2 separate regions of the Homo sapiens genome follow, and region 1 is linked to region 2. The links are chromatin loops, found by intact Hi-C in ENCODE. Cell type or tissue: Caco-2. All regions are shown on one strand. Each heading gives the region's core, and the rest is flanking DNA. Links, peaks and the distances in the headings are about the cores only. Region 1 has its middle 15 kb from the start of LINC02656. Region 2 has its middle 46 kb from the start of LINC02649.

Evidence for each region. Hi-C counts contacts between places; a loop is a spot of excess contacts. Peaks named below come from ENCODE experiments on the same cell type or tissue, not always from the same donor. Only the 100,000 strongest peaks of a DNase experiment are listed, where the experiment ranks them.
Region 1: it touches region 2 in a loop (2.5-fold over the local background); 1 of 110 quality-filtered maps calls a loop at or near these places.

What each region holds. Positions count from the first base shown.
Region 1 is chr10:6,362,489-6,367,870 of GRCh38, reverse strand. No RefSeq gene overlaps it. Among named protein-coding and RNA genes, the nearest start is that of LINC02656, 15 kb to the right of the region's middle. In Caco-2, for the core only: no CTCF peak of the experiment used is centred there; DNase peaks (open chromatin) are centred at 2,240 and 2,806.
Region 2 is chr10:6,277,387-6,282,768 of GRCh38, reverse strand. It overlaps a transcript of PFKFB3 not described here. Among named protein-coding and RNA genes, the nearest start is that of LINC02649, 46 kb to the left of the region's middle. RefSeq lists enhancers at 2,969-3,263, 2,696-3,450. In Caco-2, for the core only: no CTCF peak of the experiment used is centred there; DNase peaks (open chromatin) are centred at 3,118 and 3,797.

The DNA of each region.
Region 1 (5,382 bases), core at 63-5,062, 85 kb before region 2:
CGTTCAACATCTCCAAAGCTTCTTTCTTCTAGTACTAATGTCTGGTCATATATACTACACAATACAGAATACAATGGCAAAATATAAAGAAACCAGCTATACCTACTGGGGATACAGGGATTGCTATGTACCCAAGACTTGAAAACAGCAAAGGTCTAGAGCAATGAGTATTTTCAGGAGCACCTGAAAAAAATCTGGGTTTCAATGGCAGGACTGTCTCAGGGTCTTTGAATTGCTTGGACTATATACCTCTTGGACAAGATGGCTTTTATTCAACAGGGTTGGTGATTACCATAGCTATGAAAATGATGATGACAATTTAGGAGCCACAGCTGCTCAATCCTGCACCCTTCTCTTCTCCCTTATTGCCCACCTTCTCTTACAGGACCCCTATACCATCCCTGCCTATAGTAAGAGCTCAGTGGCCAGTGTGCCACTTCTAACAAGTTACTTCTTTTCATCTTTGAGTGTCCTAACACCTCATTCTCCCATTTGTAATCACTGATTGAGAGAGTTTAGATGTTGTCCCCCACCAAATCTCATGTCAAAATGTAATCCCCAGTGGTGAAGGTGGGGCCTGGTGGGAGGTGATTGGATCATGGGGGTAGATTTCTCACGAATGGTCTAGCACCATCCTCTTGGTGCTGTTCTCATGACAGTGAGTTCTCGAAAGATGTGGTTGTTAAAAGTGTGTGGCGCCTTCCCCCTCTCTCTTCCACGTGCTTTCTCCATGTGGTGTGCCTGCTTCCCTTTGCCTTCTGCCATGATTGTAGCTTCCTGAGGCCTCCCCAGAAGCCAAGTAGATGCTGGCGCTGGTGCAGGCTGTACAGGAAGCATAGCTTGCAGAACCGTAAGCCAATTAAATTCCTTTTTTTATAAATTACCCGGTCCCAGGTATTTCTTTATAGCAATGTGAGAATGCACTAACACACTGATCAAAACTAAAATCTGAAACATCATTTATGTTTTAGGGTGAATGTAAATCAGTGTGTAACCCCTCCTAAGGCATTTGCATTTAGCCCATGTATGAAAAGGGAGGTGTTCATTTTAGACAAGTTGTAGGGGGGTATCAAAGAATTATTTCTCTCTCTTATTTAACTTCCATTTTTCTATGAGATGGGTCTTTTTCGGTGCATCGCTGCAGAGACTGATAAGTAACCCCTCACTCTGTGATATACATATAAGAAGCACATAATGCATTGGCAGAGATAGCACTCAAGAAAGAAGGAATTAAATCAGCCTTGTGCACTCCACATTGCACCTTATGCAGAGGGAGAAGGGCACCAGAAATGCCATGGGAAATTAGGCCTCATTGACATGATAAAAGAAAAACCTCAGCAGAATTAAATTTAAAGGAGTTCAATTGAGGAATGAATGATTCGCGAATTGGGCAGCCCCCAGAATCACAGCAGATTCACAGAGACTCCAGGGGTGCCTCATGGTCAAAACAAATTTATAGACAAAAGAAGTAAAGCGATGTACAGGAATCAGAAGCGAGGTACAGAAACAGTGAGATTGGTTATAGCTCGGCGTTTGCCTTATTTGAACACAGTTTGAACATTCAGCAGTCTATGAGTGGTTGAAGCATGGCCACTAGGATTGGCCAACACTCAGCCATTGTTACAGGTGCATACTATTAAGCTAGGTTTTCCATTTTTTCTGACTGTTAAGCTAGGTTGCAGTTCATCCATGAGGACTCAAATATAGAAGTATGGAGTCCTTCTCCGGCCATATTTAGTTTGCTTTAACAGGCATATAGATTGTTTTGAGCTAAAACAACCACATTGATTGCAGGACAAGGCCTTTACCTCTTCCCTTACTCCCTAAAACTGGAGTATATAAATTTCCCCTCCTGTAAAGGAAATTTACTTTTATAATGGAAATCTCCACTTGTAAAGACGTCCCCATACCACGAAGAGAGCTACTCTCCAAGACAACAACTCTCATCACCTGACTTACCTGCATAACAAGGCAAACTTATTTACCCTACGTCTCCTCCCCTCCCCTTCTCATAACTTGCCTCCCCACTCAGAAGCCCAAGACCCCTTTTTACTGTGTTTAGTCTAAGATGATACATAAGCCTCAATCAACTGGCCGCCTCCTTGAGCCATGTGTTTCCTTGTAAGCTTTTGTACATGCCTACATAATTTAAATTGTTTTTTTTTCCTCTTGTTAATCTGCCTTTTATCAGTTTGATTCTTGGGCCCAAGTCATTGAACCTAGGAGGGTGGAATGGGAAATATTTGTTCTCCCCTGCCAGGGCTGCAATGTCTTCATGTTAGGAATGTGTCAACAGAAGAGAGATAATAGAGATAGAATCAGAAAAATAAACATCCAAAGCTGTTCAGGATAGAACAGCATGGGATCTCGGGGAGAAATTTTTACCAATCACTGAAGGAAGGCATTGGCTGGGCTCCCACTGTGGCCTAAAAAAGCACCCCTGGAGAACACCGCTTTGGCTTTGTTCTGGTTCCACGGTCAGCCAAATAATGACCAGCTGACCAATGAGTGTGAAATAAATGACTACTGTTAAAAGCCTCTGAGATTTCAGTTATTTGTTGTATAACATAATTATAGCCAAAACCTAACCCAACTTTTAAAATTAGACTTTCCTCCAAAACTTCACAGCATCTTAAGGATGTCAAGCACACACACAAGATGCAATGCAGTCATCCCTCATCAGGAAAACACTGACTGCAAGCTATTTGTGGATCATGCACACACTGAGGGCATCGGAAGCATCTCAGCAGAAACTGTCAAGTGGCCTCCACTTCACAGACTCACAGATTAATGACAGCTCTCCATGGCCTCTGTAAAACAGACTCAGTCGTGCCTGGAGCATACTGGCAGTTCACTGCCAGGAAGCTTATCTTCAGAGGCACACACTGGGCTGCTGTCTCTACTAGAGTCAATGACAGTGGTTCTCAAACCTATGCAGGCTCTTTTAGCAAAACATTCCACGATGAATGAAATATGAACACAAAAGAGAGTTGTTTCCAAAAAAACTAAGTTGAGTGCTTTGAAACGACCCAGTTAGGCAAAGTGTTATACATATATATATATGTGTGTATATATATATATGTGTGTGTGTATGTGTGTGTATATATATATATACACACACACACATATATGTATATATTCAGAAAACAATTGGCAGCTTCTTTTTTTTTTTGAATGATGGTAAAATACATATAACATAAAATTTACCATCTGTTATGGACTGAATGTTTGTGTCTTTCCAAAATCCCTATGTAGAAGCCTAACCCCAGAGTGGCTGTATTTGAAGCTGCAACCTCTAAGGAAGTAATTAAGGTTCAATGAGGCCCTAAGGGTGGGGCCCTGATCCAATAGGATTAGTGTCCTTATGAGAAGTGACATCTGAGAGTGCTCCCCGACTCCACCCTGCCATGTGAGAACAGAGAAAATGCACTACCTTCAAGCCAAAAAGAGAGGCCTCACCTGAAATTGACTTGACCAGCACCTCGATGTGTCACTTCTAGCCTCCAGAACTGTGAGAAAATAAATGTCTGTTGTTTAGGCCACCCAGTCTGTGCTATTTTGTTATGGCAGTCAGAGCTGACTAAGACACCATTTTAACCATGTTTAAGTATGCAGTTCAGGGTATTAAGTACGTTACCATTGGTGTGCAAAATTGACTTTTTAATGCTGTTTAACTAGAGGTAAATAAGACCATTGTAAAAGATGGGGGATGAAATCATAAAAGCCTAAACCTCTGCATTTGGATTGCTTTTCAAGCACCTTTAAATTCTCACTCCTTTATAAGGAACCCAAACTGGAAAAGGAAATAAATATTCTGACAGTACTCTATGAAGAAAGTCTGAAGAACTTCTATTAGAGAAACCACACTCAAAAAGTCTTCCACCAAAGGGTCAATAAATGAATGTTCTTATGTTTTAAGTGAGAACGTTTTACTCTGTTGGTTTTATTTATTTTTTTATTTCCTTCTTTGACTGACTGACTCTTTTGATTAATCAGCTGATTGCTGGTGTCTACCATGTTAGATAAGGGAGCTTGTGCAAGTTCCATTCCACCTGGCTGGGTCTTAAAGGATGAATGGACTTCCACCAGGCAAGGAGAATGAGAACAAAAATCTGGGTGGAGGAAACAGGTTGAACAAAGTCACAGAAGCATGAATGTACATGACATAGGAAGGAATTGGTGCAATATCAAGTGTGACCAGGACATAAGGTCATCAGGGCCTCCCAGGAGGAAAAGTCAGCAAAGTACATTGGTCTCAGATTGCTCAATGCCTTGAAAATCATGCTAAGATACTTAACGCTTGATCCTCTGGGCAACCATTGAAGGTATTCCTTGGGGCTGTGATCTGACACAAGCTATGGTTAAGCGCAGCACATGCATTAAAGGAAGGGATAACTAACTTCAGATGTTTTCTGCAAGAGCCCATGTAAGAGATGACAGAGGTTTGAAATACATAGTGGCAGCAAAAAATGGATCTGTGGGCACAGACATGATAGGCATTTTGCAAGTAAAATTGACAGTCAAGAATAAAAAGAAGGATGTTTTTGAGGATAGTGTGGAGATTTCTGGTTTCAGCAATGGATAAAATTGAACTGGCAGGAAATTAGTCTGTAGCTTTCTTCCAAGCAAATATCCTTTTAACATGGATAAATTAATTTTAACTGGCTGCTACATATTCCCCTGATATTATCACTTTGAACAAAAGGTGAGAACAGTGTTTGAAGTGAAAAGGTTTAAGACTCTAGAGTTCAGAGTGACCTGAAACCATAAGCAGAACACCTGCCAAGGGTCTGAAATCTCCTGGAATCAGCTGCATAGCCCAACAAGAGTTGAGGTGCTACCTCTGTTGTTGTTCCTCTGGCATGATTTCTTAAGAATACCAACTGTGTGCCAAAAGCAGTCCTTTAAAATTCTCTTCCAATACAGCTGGAGAGTATATTTTTACACTGTCTTTTTTGAAACATAATAGGATTGTTAAATTGAAATAAATTGAATTTCATTGGTCAGTTGCCACTGAAAATAACCCTATCCACTTCAATTCCTTTTCAACAGGAATCATTTCAGACATTTTCATGAGAGTTTGGGCCTTAAGCCCTTTTTTTTAAATCACTCAGAGTCCTCAGTAGTAGTTAACAGACCATGAACATTAACGAGTATACCTGTTGGCTATATATTTTGTGTGTGTTAATAATTGGTAGCAAGAATGTCCACTTGAATTTAAGTTAACACTGTAATTATGTTTATCTTACCTGTGAGGTGCTTAGAATCTGACAGAGAGAAATTGATAAAAAAAATTATAACACAAGTAAAAAGTTGAAAGTATCATAGGGAGGGAAGAGGTATAATGTTTTACTATGAGGACCTGAAATGTTATCATCTTAA
Region 2 (5,382 bases), core at 303-5,302:
CAAGTCAGGGTAAACTCACTAACCTCTGAATCGTCTTCTCCTCTTTTGAGTAAATTCTTGGTTACTTTAAGGCTCACTTTCCCCCTTATTCGCACCTTCTTGGTGGTGATATGAGTTTCAAGGAGCTTTTATCTTGTCCTCAGAGAAAGAGAGACATTTGGCCTAGAGCGGCCTTAGGTCTATGCTTGTCTTTCCTGAAGGGTAGCCTGGCCCATTGGATGGTAGGGCTAAGCCCCAGCCTCACTACATCTGCTGCTACGGTCACAGCTGCTCCAGAATCCCTTTAAATTTACAGTGGTGCTATCATAATCAGAATAGTAATTTTAAAATTAAGCTGCCATGTTCCCAACAGACACACTGAGTCAGACCATGCAGCGGGAATCTGGAAACATACATTGAGCCGCCCAAGGGTATGTTATGCACAGAGAATCTGAGAACCAGTGGAGAGGCTCTTATGATCCTGTCTCTTGAGAATCTGACCCAAAGAGGAGGAGCCAGGGATCTGAGCCTGAATCCGGTCACCACCAATTCTTTTCCATGCCCTCAACTAGTCCATGCTTTCTCTCTAGCAGGAAAACAGATTTTACACCAGCACACAATCATCTCCATTGTGATCATTTTCATGATAAAATTCAGCCGGGCATGGTGGTGTGTGCCTGTAGCCCCAGCTATACGGGAGGCTGAGGCAGGAGGATCACTTGAGCCCAGGAGTTCGAACCTGTAGTGTGCCGTGAAGGTGCCTGTGAATAGTCGCTGCATTCCAGCCTGAGCAACATAGTGAGACCTCATCTCTTAAAAAAAAAAAAAAAAAATTCATGCTCTGAGTCCTTCAGGATTTATTCTTTGGGCTCAAAAATCTTTCCATTTTAATTTCCTTAGATTTCAAGCTCATGAATTTGTTTTAAAATCTACTTAGAGATTCAATCGATCTTTGCTGCATCTGCCTTCTTACTAAAGTGAAGCCTGCTTCAGCCTTGTGGGTCTAGTTCCCTAGGAGGATCCTGGAGTGCAGTGCCAAGTAATAGAGACAGAGGGAGATTAAGGAAACTTTAGTTAATACCTCAAAGTTTGCCCCAGTATAACTTTTTTTAAAAAAAGCATAGAAAAGAAAGAAAATCCTGATTCAACAGCTTTTCAGTGAGATGAACCCTACTTGGTTTAATTGGAGGGTGGGGGAAAAACAGTGGAATGTATCAGTTAAGAGAAGTGGCACTTTTTAAAACCTCAAAGAGCTGTCTGAGCCTCTATGGAAGATGCTGTTATGGGAGCCCCGATATCTGTTATTCTCTTCTTCTACCAATGCCAAATTTTTAGCTGGGCATGTGGTTGTCCAGAATCAAAACTACACAGTCTGGGCTTCACTTGCAGCTAGATGGAGCCGTTTCTGTATGCCCTAGGATGCAGTCTCCATCTCTGTGTTAGTAAGTAAAGTTAAACTGAGTCAGGCTGGCTGTTGTAACAAAACAATCCCAAACTTTCAGGAACTTTCCCAATTAAATGCTTCTGCCTCACCAATTCACAACTGCAAAAATGTGGAACCAACCAAAGGCCCATCAGTCAATGAGTGGATAAAGAAACTGTGGTGTATATATATATATATATGATGGAATACTAATCAGCCATAAAAAGGAATGAATATATGGCATTCACGGCAACCTGGATGAGACTGGAGAGTATGATTCTAAGTGGAGTAACTCAGGAATGGAAAACCAAACATCGCATGTTCTCACTCATAAGTGGGAGCTAAGCTATGAGGATGCAAAGGCATAAGAATGATACAATGGACTTTGGGGACTCAGGGGGAAAGGGTGGGAAGGGGGTGAGGGATAAAAGACTACAAATTGGGTTCAGTGTATACTGCTCGGGCGATGGGTGCACCAGAATCTCACAAATCATCACTAAAGAACCTGCTTATGTAACCAAACACCATCTGTTCCCCCAAAAAACTACAGAAACATAAAAAATTTAAAACAAAAAAAAAAGCATGTGCCTCACTCTCATAAAGCCCAATTCAGTGTTCCCAATCAGGGAACAGTCCCCCTTGCTTCTAACCAGGGACGCTGACTTCTGCTATCTGTGGCTCTGTCCTCCTAGAGAGCCTCATGCCCCTCTCTATTCAGCAAGCAGATGGAGAAGACAGCAGGGCTCCTGCAGAGAAGGTTTTTCTAGACTGGGCTAAAAGTGACAAATTCCATGGCCAGGATTGATGCTATGCTCACATCTAACACAAAGGCAGTGACAAAAGACATTACACGATCTAAGGGTGTGTCCTGAAGGATGAGGAACACAGGATATTGGTGAGCACTGAGAGCCACTGGCCCGTCCTACTTCCTCCCACCGTCAGGCGAGCCAGGTTCACAAACACTGGCTGATGCCTTCCACAGGCTGGGGCCATGCACATGTTTCTAGGGACATGACATGGCCCATGCCCAATCGTACCATCAAGGCGCTATCCGCCCAAAGGAGGAAGACGGATGGTCTACATATCCAAATAAAATAAGGCGGCAAGTACTACATACAGCTTAATAAAGGACTATGTCACCACAGAGGGAAAAATCCAATTCCTTCTGCCTGGTAGACGTGAGGCAGTTATCCTGGAGGAAGAGACGCCAGCACTGGGTCTTGATTGATGAAGAGAATGTCTCCAGAGAAGGGGTTTTAGGTAGAAGGGGCAGCTGAGCAAAGATGTCACAGCTCAAAGGTAACGAGCCAGGTGTGTCCGCTGTGTGACACGGACAGCGTGGAAAGCCCTGGAACCCTGTCTCCCAAAGCTATCCGGTCCTATCTGCCTATTGATGTCCTGCCCACCTGCAAAGCTCTGAGTCTTCCAAGAGGCCTTCCTTCACAGCCTTTCCTACACACACAGCATGCAGCCAGGGTCAGGCCAATGTCTAATTAATCCCCAGAACCCAGCAGAGAGTAGCCCAGCACCTTCCGCATAGGAGTGCCTTGAGAAGTCAAGATCAATGACTCCAGCCTCATTTATGTAATGGTAAATAGCACTGGTCTTTGTCAAATGGCTGGAAATTTTGTTCACCTCCTGGTGTCCCCGGAGCTAGTTAATGGTTAGTTTCTGATTGCCGCCTCATGCTGTCTGGCGGGAGGTTCTGAGTGACTCAGGGCTCTGCTGACATTCCAGGAGGTCACCGGAGAGACGGAGAGACATTCCCCCAAACGTGACCCCAGGCACACAGACAGCAAACACAGCAGGAAGCAGGAAAAGAGCCTTTCTCTCTTCTAAGTGCTCATACATCAACCAAAGAACCAAGATCCTTGTTGTTCCTCCAGATGAATTTATAATATGATGAACAGGAAAAATAAAATCTGCTCAGCCCATTTTTATAAGAGCAGATGCCCTTTCCCAAGGTTGATAGAAACCCGATTGGCGGCACAGAAAAGAACATTTCAGTCCTTCCAAATTTCTAAAAATATGCATACGATGTTAGATAGTTGACCACTAATGTTCCTAAGATAATAACACTAAGAAAGACTTGTTATTTAAAAAAGAAGTCAGTTGAGACATTTTAAAAATTCACATTTACATGACTTAAAAATTTAACCATGCATGAATATAGACTATATAAATGATATGTCCTCATTGGAGGGATAAAAGCATTCAGAATAAAAGCCATAATAAGTTAGTAGCTATTGCATTATTATGATCTTATGCACATCAATGATCTATTCATAGTAATCATCACAACTGAAGGTTAGTGAGCAATTGCTGTGTGGCAGACACCACACTCAGGGCTTCATGCATTTCCTCAGTGAATTCTCGCCGCAGCCCTATAACAGCAGTCCTGTTCCTATCTCGTTTTACAGATAAGGAGCAGAGGCCTCTGCATGGGACCTCTCAGGGAGAAAGTAACAAAGTCAGGCCTAGCATTCGAGTCTGTCTAAGTCTAAAACCTATGATTTTACCACCCACCACACTGTCTCCTTAAATGGCTCCTATGTGTCTATTCATTCCTTAAACGAGCATTTATTGAGCATCTGCATGCAAGCACTAGGCTAAGTCCTAGAGGATAGAAATGTGTACAAAAGTCTGCCCTCCGCAAACCTCTGCTCTAGAAGTTAGTATCCACTTTAGCTTTAAAATGGCTATGCAGATGGCTATTTTATTCCAAATAACCTCAAACTGGAAACAACCCAAATGGTCTTCAGGGGATAACTGGTTAAAAATCAACAGTGGCTGGCCAGGCACGGTGGCTCACGCCTGTAATCTCAGTACTTTGGGAGGCCGAGGTGGGCAGATCATGAGGTCAGGAGTTCAAGACCAGCCTGAACAACATGGTGAAACCCCGTCTCTACTAAAAATTACAAAAATTAGCTGGCTGTGGTGGTGCGTGCCTGTAATCCCAGCTACTCGGGAGGCTGCAGCAGGAGAATTGTTTGAACCAGGGAGTTGGAGGTTGCAGTGACCCAAGATCGTGCCACTGCACTCCAGCCTGGCAGCAAGACTCCCTCTTAAAAACAACAACAACAACAAAAAAAAATCAACAATGGCTGACCCAAACCACAGAATACCACTCACTAATAAAAAAGAACAAACTAGCCGGGCACTGCGGCTCACGCCTGTAATCCCAGCACTTTGGGAGGCCGAGGCAGGCGGATCACAAGGTCAAGAGATCGAGACCATCCTGGCAAACATGGCGAAACCCCGTCTCTACTAAAAATACAAAAATTAGGTGGGTGTGGTGGTACATGCCTGTAGTCCCAGCTACTCAGGAGGCTGAGGCAGGAGAATGGTGTGAACTCAGGAGGCAGAGGTCACAGTGAGCCAGAGATGGTGCCACTGCACTCCAGCTTGATGACAGAGCAAGACTCCATGTCAAAAAAAAAAAAAACTATTAATACAGAAATGACTTGGATGGATCTCAAAGGAATCCTTCTGAATGAAGAAGTCCACTAGCAGGTTACATGCTGTATTAGTCCATTCTCACACTGCTATAAAGAAATACCTGAGACTGGGTAATTTATGAAGAAAAGAGGTTTCATTGGCTCATAGTTCCTTAGGCTGTACAGAAAGCGTGGTGCTGGCATCTGCTCAGCTTCTAGGGAGGCCTCAGGAAACTTACAATCATGGCAGAAGGCAAAGGGGAAGCAGGCACATCTTACATGGCCAGAGCAGGAGGGAGGTGCGGGGGCAGGGATATGCCACACACTTTTAAACAGACAGATCTTGCAAGAACTCTGTTGTGAGCACAGCACAAGGGAAATGATGTAAACCATTAGAAACCACCCCCACGGCCGGGTGTGGTGGCTCACACCTGTAATCCCAGCACTTCGGGAGGCCAAGGCAGGTGGATCACTTGAGGACAGGAGTTCAAGACCAGCCTGGCCAACATGGTGAAACCCTGTCTCTACTAAAAATACAAAAAT